Linked DNA regions of Homo sapiens: region 1 is linked to region 2. A link is an interaction called in ENCODE POLR2A ChIA-PET data of the cell type or tissue named here. Cell type or tissue: OCI-LY7. All regions are shown on one strand. Region 1 overlaps LNC-LBCS (lncRNA bladder and prostate cancer suppressor, hnRNPK interacting). Region 2 has its middle 16 kb from the start of RNF144B.

What was found. ChIA-PET counts read pairs that join two places held together with the same protein. Peaks named below come from ENCODE experiments on the same cell type or tissue, not always from the same donor. Only the 100,000 strongest peaks of a DNase experiment are listed, where the experiment ranks them.
Region 1: POLR2A ChIA-PET joins it to region 2 with 6 read pairs; 2 of 35 experiments call an interaction of 5 or more read pairs at or near these places.

Annotation. Positions count from the first base shown.
Region 1 is chr6:19,796,021-19,801,020 of GRCh38, forward strand. The region is part of intron 2 of LNC-LBCS (lncRNA bladder and prostate cancer suppressor, hnRNPK interacting); the gene reads right to left. Among named protein-coding and RNA genes, the nearest start is that of LNC-LBCS, 6.2 kb to the right of the region's middle. In OCI-LY7, no CTCF peak of the experiment used is centred here; no DNase peak of the experiment used is centred here; H3K27ac peaks cover 1,521 bases.
Region 2 is chr6:18,368,483-18,373,482 of GRCh38, forward strand. It overlaps the pseudogene IMPDH1P9. Among named protein-coding and RNA genes, the nearest start is that of RNF144B, 16 kb to the right of the region's middle. In OCI-LY7, no CTCF peak of the experiment used is centred here; no DNase peak of the experiment used is centred here.

The DNA of each region.
Region 1 (5,000 bases), 1.4 Mb after region 2:
TATCCCAGATTAGGTGCTGGAGAAGACAGAAACCCAGAAATACCAACAAGTATCAACCCAAAAAGCCTCAACAGAAACCTGCCCTCTCTAGAAAAAGGATAAGCAAAATGGCTACCTAGCCAGACAGAAGATGCTTGGACAGTAACAGCCAAACACCACAGAGAAAACTGTGGCCTCACCTCCACCCCCACCAGCAAAAACTGAGTGGGAGGCTCCATTTCCACCTTTGCCAGATACCCCAAAACTCCTATCCAAGTGGTGTCATAGAGGAAAAGCAGAGAGCTAGGAACTTCATCTCCACCAGGCAATAAGGAGTCTTCACCACCACCACCACACTGATGGTGCTCATGGAGACCACATGGAGAGTATGGACTTCCATCCCATCCTGCAGTAATAAAATGCTCCTCCCCACCTCACTGGAGTGGCATCAGAAGAAGTTAGTGGAGAGGTAGAACTTTCACTCCTGCCCAGCAGAAACCAGACCACCCCAACTCAACTCAACAATGTCAGTAGAGGCCAAGCAGTAATGAGTCTTCATGCCCCTCCCAGCCAGGATGATATCAACAGAGGTTTAATGGAGAACTAGAACTTCCACCCTTGCCCAGGAGTTACGAGGAGTCCCTCACACCCAGTTATTAACATTGGCATGGATTTCTATTTCCGCTTGGCAGCAATAAAGCAGCACCACCATAAAAATGTTTTAATGAGTAATTATGAACATGCCCAAAACAAATGGAAAAAAAATTAAAAGTCTCAGCAAGGAAAACAAAGATATAAATAAGAACCAAAAGGAAATTGTGTTAGTGGAAAGACAGCAGAATTAAAAACTCAATGGATGACCTAAACAGCAGAATGAAGGGAACAAAAAAAGGAATCAGTAAACTTGAAGACAACAATAAAAATTACCCAATCTGAAAGCAGAGAGAAAACTGATATTTTAAAAAATGAGCAGGGCCTTTGGGACCAGTAGGATTATAACAAAACATCTAATATAACTTTAAAGACTAGGAAGGAGAGAAGAAAAAGGGTGTGGCTGAAAAGTATTTGAAAAAATAACAACTGAAAACTCCCCAAATTTAGCCAAAGCATAAACTAACAGATTCATAAAACTATCAATGAATGCCAAGAAGGATAAACGCAAAGAAATCACTACTGAAGCACATTATAGTCAAACTTCTGAAAATAAAGACGGAAAAAGTCTTGAAAGTGGCAACAGCAAATAATACCTTATTTATAGGGGAAAAAAATTTAAATGACAGATTTCTCAACAAGAAACATGGGGGCCATAAGGAAGTGGCATAACATTTTTCAAGTACTAAAAGAATTGTCATCTCAAAATTCTATATCCAGCAAAAATATCCTTCAATAATGAAGGAAAAATCAAGACATTTTCAGTTGAAGGACAACTAAGATAGTTTGTCACCAACAGACCTATTTAAAAGAATAACTAAAGACGATGGGCATGGTGGAACACACCTGTAATCCCAGTACTTCTGGAGGCTGAGGTGGAAAGATCGCTTGAAGCCAGAAGTTCAAGACCAGCCTGGGCAACAAAGCAAGACCCCATCTGTACAAAAAATTTAAAAAGCTGGCTAGGGTGGTGGTGCTACGTTGGAGGGTGAAGAGAGGATTGCTTGAGTGCAAGAGTGTGAAGCTGTAGTGAGCTATGATTGCAGGACTGAACTCCAGCCTGGCTGAGAGAGAAAGATCTTGTCAAAAAAAAAAAAAAAAAAAGCGAAAAGAGTTCTCTAAACAGAAAGAAAATGATAATTAAAAACAGAAAACTTGTAACATCAAGAAGAAAGAAAGAAGACAGAAATCATAAAAAAAACCATGGGAAAATATAATAGGTTTTCTTTCTCCTCTTGAGCTTTCTAAGTATTTGACTACTGAGACAAAGATTATAACACTATCTGGTAGGGTTCTAAATGTATGTACAGGAGATACTTAAGACAATTATATTGCATATTTATATTATAAAGTGAAGGGATATGAAGGGAGGGAAGACTTTAACACTTCACTTGAACTGGTACTCCATTAACACCAATAGAGTTAGTAAGCTATAACTATAATACAGTAGCTACAGCAACTATTAAAAATGCTATATATTTGCACTCAAAAACACTATACATAAATCAAAACGGATTTTTAAAAAATGTTTAAGTAGCCCAAAGCAAGAAAGAGTTTAAAAAAAGGAAGACAGAGCAAATATTAAATAAAATAGGAAACAAAAGCATAAACGTATATCAATAATTACATTTAATGTAAATGATCTAAATATAACTATTAATAAAATGAGATCACAGAATGAATTTTAAAAAAAGAGATGACCCAACTATATGCTATCTACAAGAAGCTCACTTCAAATATAATGAAATAGGTTGAAAGTAAAAGTATAAAAAAAAGTCATGAAAGTATTTGAAGAAAGCAGGGATGGCTATATTAAAAGAAAATAGACTTCAAAGCAAAGGACAAGAGACAGAGAGAAATATAATTCACCAAAAAGAATTACATAAGCAATTCTAAGTGAACTGTATTAGCAATTCTAAGTGAGTATGCACCAAATAACAGACTTATAAAATATGTGAAGCAAAAACTGATAGAACTGAAGGGAGAATTAGATATATCCACAATTATAGTTGGGGACTTCAACACTCCTCTCTCAACAACTGATAAAACAATTGGATAGAAAATCAGCAAAGATATAAGAGAACCCAATAACATCGTCAAGCAACAGAAGCTAACTGACACTTCCAGAGCACCCCGCCCAACACTAGCAGCATTCTCTTTAAGCAATCACAGAGCATACACCAAGATAGATCATATCCATAACACAAACTCATGAAATTTAAAAGAATTAAATCATATGGAGTGTATCCTCTGACCATAATGAAATTAAAGTCGAAATCAGTAACAGAAAGATAATAGGAAAATAACCCAACACTTGGAAACTAAATTCCCTATAAAATAATCCATAGCTCAAAGAGGAAGTCTAAGTGGAAATCAAAACATACACTGAACTGAATGAAAATAAAAACACAACATATCAAAATTTGTGGATGCAGCAAAAACACTGCTAAGAGGGAAACTTATAGAACTAAAAGCTTACATTAAAAAGCAAAAAAAATCTCAAATTAAAATCTAAGATTATACCTCAAGAGCATAGAAAAGGAAAAGAAAAACCCAAAGAAAGCAGAGAGAGGGAATAATAAAGAGAAAAGCAAAACTCAGTGAAATTGGAAACAGAAAATCAGTAAAAGATGGTTCTTTGGAAAAAAAAAAAAAATCAATAAAATGCACAAATCCCAATCAAGACTGACAAATTAAAAAGGAGAAAAAAACATAATATTAGGAAAGAAAGCAGGGATATTACTACAGATCCTGCAGATATCAAAGGGATAATGAGTAAATACCACATAAATTAGACAAAATTAGACAATAGATAAAATGACCCCATTCCTCAAAAAGCACACATTATCCCAACTCACACAATATGAAATAGATCATTTAAATAGCACTTTATTGAGAAAACTGAATTCATAATTTTTAAATTACAGAAAAAGAAAACTCCAGGGCCCGCCAGATTGTTTTACCACACTATTCTAACAAATGTTTAAAGAAGAATTAACACCAATTATACATATACTTTCCCCAAAAATAGAAGAGGCATGAACACTTCCCAATTTATTTTAGGAAGCCAATATTATCCTGCTATCCAAACCAACCAAAGATTGCATGAGAGAGAGAGAGACAGGGAGACAGAGATAAACAGAGACAGAGACAGAAACTACAGACTGATATCCTTCGTTAATATAAGTGCAACAATCAACAAAATATTAGCAAATGGCCTTCAGCACTATATCAACACAGAATTATATACCATGAGCTAGCATCCTAGGGATGAAAGACTGATTTAACATTCAAAAATCAATCAATATATTAATAATCTACCATATTCACAAGCTAAAGGGAAACAAATCATGATTCATCAGTTGATGCAGAAAAAGTACTTAACAAAATTCAACATCCATTCATAATACAAATTCTCAGAAAACTGGGAATGCAGGGAACTTCCTCAAACTGACTTTTTAAAAACTTGAAGAAAAAAAAACCCTACAACTAATATTATACTTAATACGAAAGACTGAATGCTGGCCTGGCATGGTGGCTGTAATCCCAGCACTTTGGGAGGCCGAGATGGGCAGATCACCTGAGGTCAGGAGTTCCAGACCACCCTGGCCAACATGGCAAAACCCCATCTCTACTAACAATACAAAAATTAGCTAGGCGTGGTGGCACACACCTGTAGTTCAGCTACTTGGGAGGCTGAGGTGGGAGAATCACTTGAATCCGGGAGACAGAGGTTGCAGTGAGCTGAGATCACACACTGCATTCCAGCCTGGGTGAGAGAGAAAGACTTGATCTCAAAAAAAAAAAAAAAAAAAAAAAAAAAAGACTGAATGCTTTCTCCCTAAGCTCAGGAACAAAACAAGGATGTCCCACCTCACCACAACACAATATTGGAAGTTCTAGCCAGCACAATAAGGCAAGAAAAGGAAATGCAAGGAAGAACTAAAACTGTTGCTATTTGCAGATGACAGGTTTCCCTACGTTGTAAAAAAAAAAAAAAAAAAAAAAAAAAATCCAAGAAACCTTCAAAAACAAAAAACCCCAAAACAACAAAACTCCTAGAGCCAATAAGTTCAGCAAAGTCACAGAAGGATCAACATACAAAAGTCAACTATACTTTTATACACTGGGTCCTACTTGAGTATAGAGTGGGAGGAGGGGGTGGATTGAAAAACTACCCATCAGGTACTGTGCTTATTACCTAGTGATGAAATAATCTATATGCCAACTCCCCATGATGCATTATTTCTTATATAACAAACTAGCACATGTACTCCAAACCTAAAAGTTAAAGAAAAAAAATTAAAAACTTGGATTTTATTAAAATTAAAAACTTTTTCTCTCCAAAAGATCCTTTTTTTTTTTTTTTT
Region 2 (5,000 bases):
ACTGAGGTCAGGTCCACCTCATCAGCTATGAAGTCTATGAATCCTGGGAGAATCGGGACGTCGTTGTAGGTGAGGCCGTCAGCGCTGGTGAAGAGCTGCTGTGGGATGAGCCCGTCCTCAGGCACGTAGCCGGTGCAGCAGTTGCTCAGATAGTCCGCCATGCTGCGGGAGACCCCGCGACCCCACGTAAACACCCGCGCAGCCGCTGCTGCTGCTGCTGTTGTTACTGTTGCCGCCATTTTTTAAATATAAAATATAGTCTAATTCAGGGCATGCTGTGGATCACAATGCCTCATCCTGCTCACTTGGGGTTATTTATTGCCGTCACACTTTCTGGTAAGAGACATAAACTGATGTAATATCAAAGGAACACCATAAGCCATTTGAACTGTTGAACTGATATAATCATGAACTGGGCAGGTGGCCATCCAAGTTTACAGCATTCTTTTGGGCATGATGGTATCTGATTTCTGCTTTCTTATCTCTCTCCATTTTGATAGCCTCAGGTGTATGCTGCAACATATATATTGTCCAAGGTCCTGTAGAAGTATGTGTAAAAATTGCAGGTTGAAAAGATTGGAAAATACTTTTAAGGATTAACCCTATGTAGTAACATTGTTCACTCTCAAAAGTTTTGTCTCAGTACGTGGATTACTTCCATCAAAAGAGGATTTTGGATTGGTTATTTTCAGCATAACCACTGAGAATGAGAGCTTCAGCCTGTGTATGCATTAGGTCCTACAAAAGGAAGACAGATACTGGGCAAGGATCCCCTCATCCTGATAGAATGGTTTGGGAGCCTTGCACCAAAGTTTCTCTTATTTGTTTTGATTTGTTCTCACCTTTACATAGGGAGGTGAGGGTAAACTAGTTATGACTGAACTGCTTATCTTTATTCACAGTGCTTATCAGAGGAGTATAAAATACTTCTTTTATCTTTTGATACAATTAGAAATTTATGTGTTATTAACATATCATTAATGAGCTTCTTTGGGTTTAGAAGGCACCAGAAATTAACAAACAATTAGGAATAAAATTAGGGTTTACTTTCCATGATTATCTTTTGCTTTTATTATAGCTTGAAAAAGTTTATAAATAAGTTGTTTTAAAGTTTTTTTAAAAATATTTTTTAAGACCTGGGGTCTCACTATGTTGCCCAAGCTGGTCTTGAACTCCTGGCCTAAAGCAATTCTCCTGCCTCAGCTTCCTGAGTTTTAAAGTTTTTATTTTTTTATTTTTATTTTTTAATTAAAAGCCTGGGATGGAGAAACTTGTTCTCTGCCATCAACAAAGCTTACCTCTTATCCACCTCTCTGACTTTGCTCATGTAATTCCTTTTGCCCAGTAGGCCCTTCTTCCTCCTTCTCTCCATTGTCTTCCCACATTTCTACCCACTAAATCCTCCAGGTCTTACAGGGCTGGGCTCAAAATGCTGAGTGCCTTCCTGAAACTCGGTGCTACTCTGACCAGCTGACAGGCCTAATTGTCTTTTTTGACACCACTTGAAGTCTTATGTTTTATTTATCTTTGTATTCCCAGTACCTAATAAATAACCTGTAGATAATAGGAGCTTTAGAAGTGTTTGTTGAATAGAGCAATGAAAGTAAGAGCATTACAGAAGACAGGAAGCCTAGAACAGGGTGTCTAACTATATGGTGGGGAAAAGTGAGTAGGAGGGAGATTCCAGAAAAGATACACCTTGAATGACATGTTTTTCTGTGTGTGTGTGTGTGTGGGTGGGATGAAGAGCTATTGGTCAGGTGGAAAAGGTAGGGAAGAATGGCCTTGGTAAATGGAGAACCAAGGAATCTGTGAATGTGAAATTTAGAGTACTTAGAAATATTTAGTATGGCTGAAACCAAAATGCAAAGTGAAGATGGAGGAAAAGAAGATGACTCTGAAATGACAGGCAGGTTGTATATTTGAACTTTGTGCCAATTAAAAAATCATTTAGGTTAGTAGTTAGAATTGCCTCTGTGATGCTCAGGTCAATAGTATAAATAAAAGTCAGGTGTGGGATTAGCTTTCATGAGCTCATTTGATTAGAAGAGCTTGAATATTTAATTCATTATGTAACAATTACCTCAGAGTAAATGGGCTGGGCATGATGGCTCACACCTGCAATCTCAGCACTTTTGGGAGGTCAAGGCAGGAGGATCACTTGAGGCCAGGAGTTTGAGACCAAACTAGGTAACATAATGAGATTCCTGTCTCTATAAAGAAAAAAAAAAAAAGTAAATGGGTGGGTATAACAGTTTGTGTTTGAAACAAATGTTTGCTGAAATCACAGACTGAAACCCTAGACATTTTAAGGTAATTCTTCCTGACATAGAGGTGAAAATACTGGAGTCTCAATTTAACCCTAAATGGTTAAATAGTGAATGTCCCATTTTGTGGGACAACTTTATAGCCAATACTATGCCTCAGTGAGGCTTTCCTGTTGTATCAGTTACTAACCATTTAAAAATGTGATACTTATCAGCTTATAAGTAGATAAGCTTTTTTTTTTTTTTTTATAATGACTACTTTTGTAAAGATTAAAAGAAATAATGTATGTAGAATGCTTAGTACCAAGTACCATGCCTGGCATACAATAGGTATTCAGTAATATAATATGTTTTTTTTCTCAAACTCCCAGAGAGCTGAGGAAGCTTCCACTTTATCATTATGAACTTTCAGAAGAAATAACATCCTGTCTCCAAGTGTACCCTTGCTAAAATATCCGCTAATTCTTTTGTAGAAGTTTGGAATTTCCTTGGTGATTTTAAACAAGATTTCCGCTCTCAAGTGTGTTCATTGTACGAGTCCTGTATCACCAAGGCTGATCTGAGTACAGAATCGTCAAGCCTCAGTGGGACTAAATATTTCAGGATTTCTTGTATTTGAAATAGTTCTGGCAAGGCACGGTGGCCCATGCCTGTAATCCCAGCACTTTGGGAGGCCAAGGTGGGTGGATCAGCTGAGGTCAGGAGTTTGAGACCAGCCTGGCCAACATGGTGAAACCCTGTCTCTACTAAAATTACAAAAAATTAGCCAGGCATGGTGGCAGACACCTGTAATCCCAGCTTCTCAGGAGGCTGAGGCAGGAGAATCGCTTGAACCCGAGAGGCAGAGGTTGCAGTGAGCTGAGAAAAAAAAGAATTAGTTCTGATCTCTTTCACCTCAAGGGTTCAATGAATCATGCGGAGGCCTTCCTGATATATGAGACAGATAGTTTTCTTTTGGATTTATGGTTGGGCAGCAGGTTTGCCTGAGCTACTAATACTGAGTAGGAATTGAGATGCCAGGTTGGAAAATGAAAACTTAAACCAAGTTATTGCTGGGCATAACTCAGGAGTATTGCATGCCTTTGGTTTGTCTTGATTAAATTCCAAGGTGATACAATCATCAGGCTATTAAAAATAATCATCTGACTATTAAAAATAATTAATTGCCTTGTTTTCTACTTAGCGGTATAATGGCTCCAGATTTGTAAGTTAGAATGCATTTTGCAATGGGACAATGAAACAGGGGCAATTGTTACTGTGATTTAATGTTTAGGGGGCAGGGCAGGTTGCCTGGCCACATCACCATGAGGCTTTTCAGGGAGTATTTCTTTGGATATGTGTAATTTTCCAAACCCCAATAACTAGAAAAATAGACTTATTAACCTACTTGGCCAAAATAAAGTAAAACTATAACAAATATAAAAGTAGAGGTTTTGTAGATCACATTTCTTCACCACAATCCAATTAAATTAGAAACCAATACTAAACATATGACCAGAAAATAACTACTTGAAAACTAAGAAACACTCTCCCAGATAAACCTTTGATCAAAGAGAAAATATAAGAGAAGCAAAAGGTTCTTTGGAGAGGAATAACAAAGTATACTTTATACCCAAATCTTTAAGGCATAGCATATACTCAAAACTTTACTTAGAAAAAAATTTATACCAGTAAATATCTTTATTATTCATGAAGAAGAGGACAGCAAAACACGTACCTGCCTCCAACACCTCATAAACAAAACAAACAACATACACACAAGGTAGGAAGAAGGGATGATAAAGTTACAAGTGAGAATTAATGGAATAAGGAAAAAATGTAGGACAGTTAAATAAGACAAAATACTGGAAAAAGTATAAGAGCAAGAGTATAACAAGATTAGGAACAAGGAAACAAATGCATTACAGATGCATGAAAGATGGGAAGAATTATAAGAATTATACATGGACACTCCTGGCTAACACGGTGAAACCCCGTCTCTACTAAAAAAATACAAAAACAAAAACAAAATTAGCCGGGCGTGGTGGCGGGCACCTGTAGTCCCAGCTACTTGGGAGGCTGAGGCGGGAGAATAGCATGAACCCGGGAGGCGGAGCTTTCAATGAGTGAGATTGCGCCACTGCATTCCAGCCTGGGCAACAAAGTGAGACTCCGTCTCAAAAAAAAAAAAGGCCAGGTGCAGTGGCTCACACCTGTAATCCCAGCACTTTGGGAGGCCAAGGCACGTGTATCACGAGGTCAGGAGACTGAGACGATCCTGGCTAACATGGTGAAACCCCATCTCTGCTAAAAATAAAAAAAATTAGCCGGGCATAGTGGCGGGCACCTGTAGTCCCAGCTACTCGGGAGGCTGAGGCAGGAGAATGGCGTGAACCTGGTAGGCAGAGCTTGCAGTGAGCCAAGATCGCGCCACTGCACTCCAGCCTGGGCAACAGAGTGAGACTCCATCTCAAAAAAAAAAAAAAAGTATACATGCACACTAGGAGCAAAACTATGGAAACTAATGTGAAAATATGGAAGAAACAAATAACTCATAAGCAAAATATAAATGACCAGAATTGATTCAAGTAGAAGACTCAAAAAGATCAATTACTGTAGAAGTCCCAGCCTCTTTGTGTCCCATTTGATATTTGCTCTGAGTTTCTTATTTTTAAGGAAGTATTATGTTAACAAGGCATTAAAATAAGATGGGATGGTGGCTCTCCACTTTGTATACCGGGTTTTGCTGTGGTC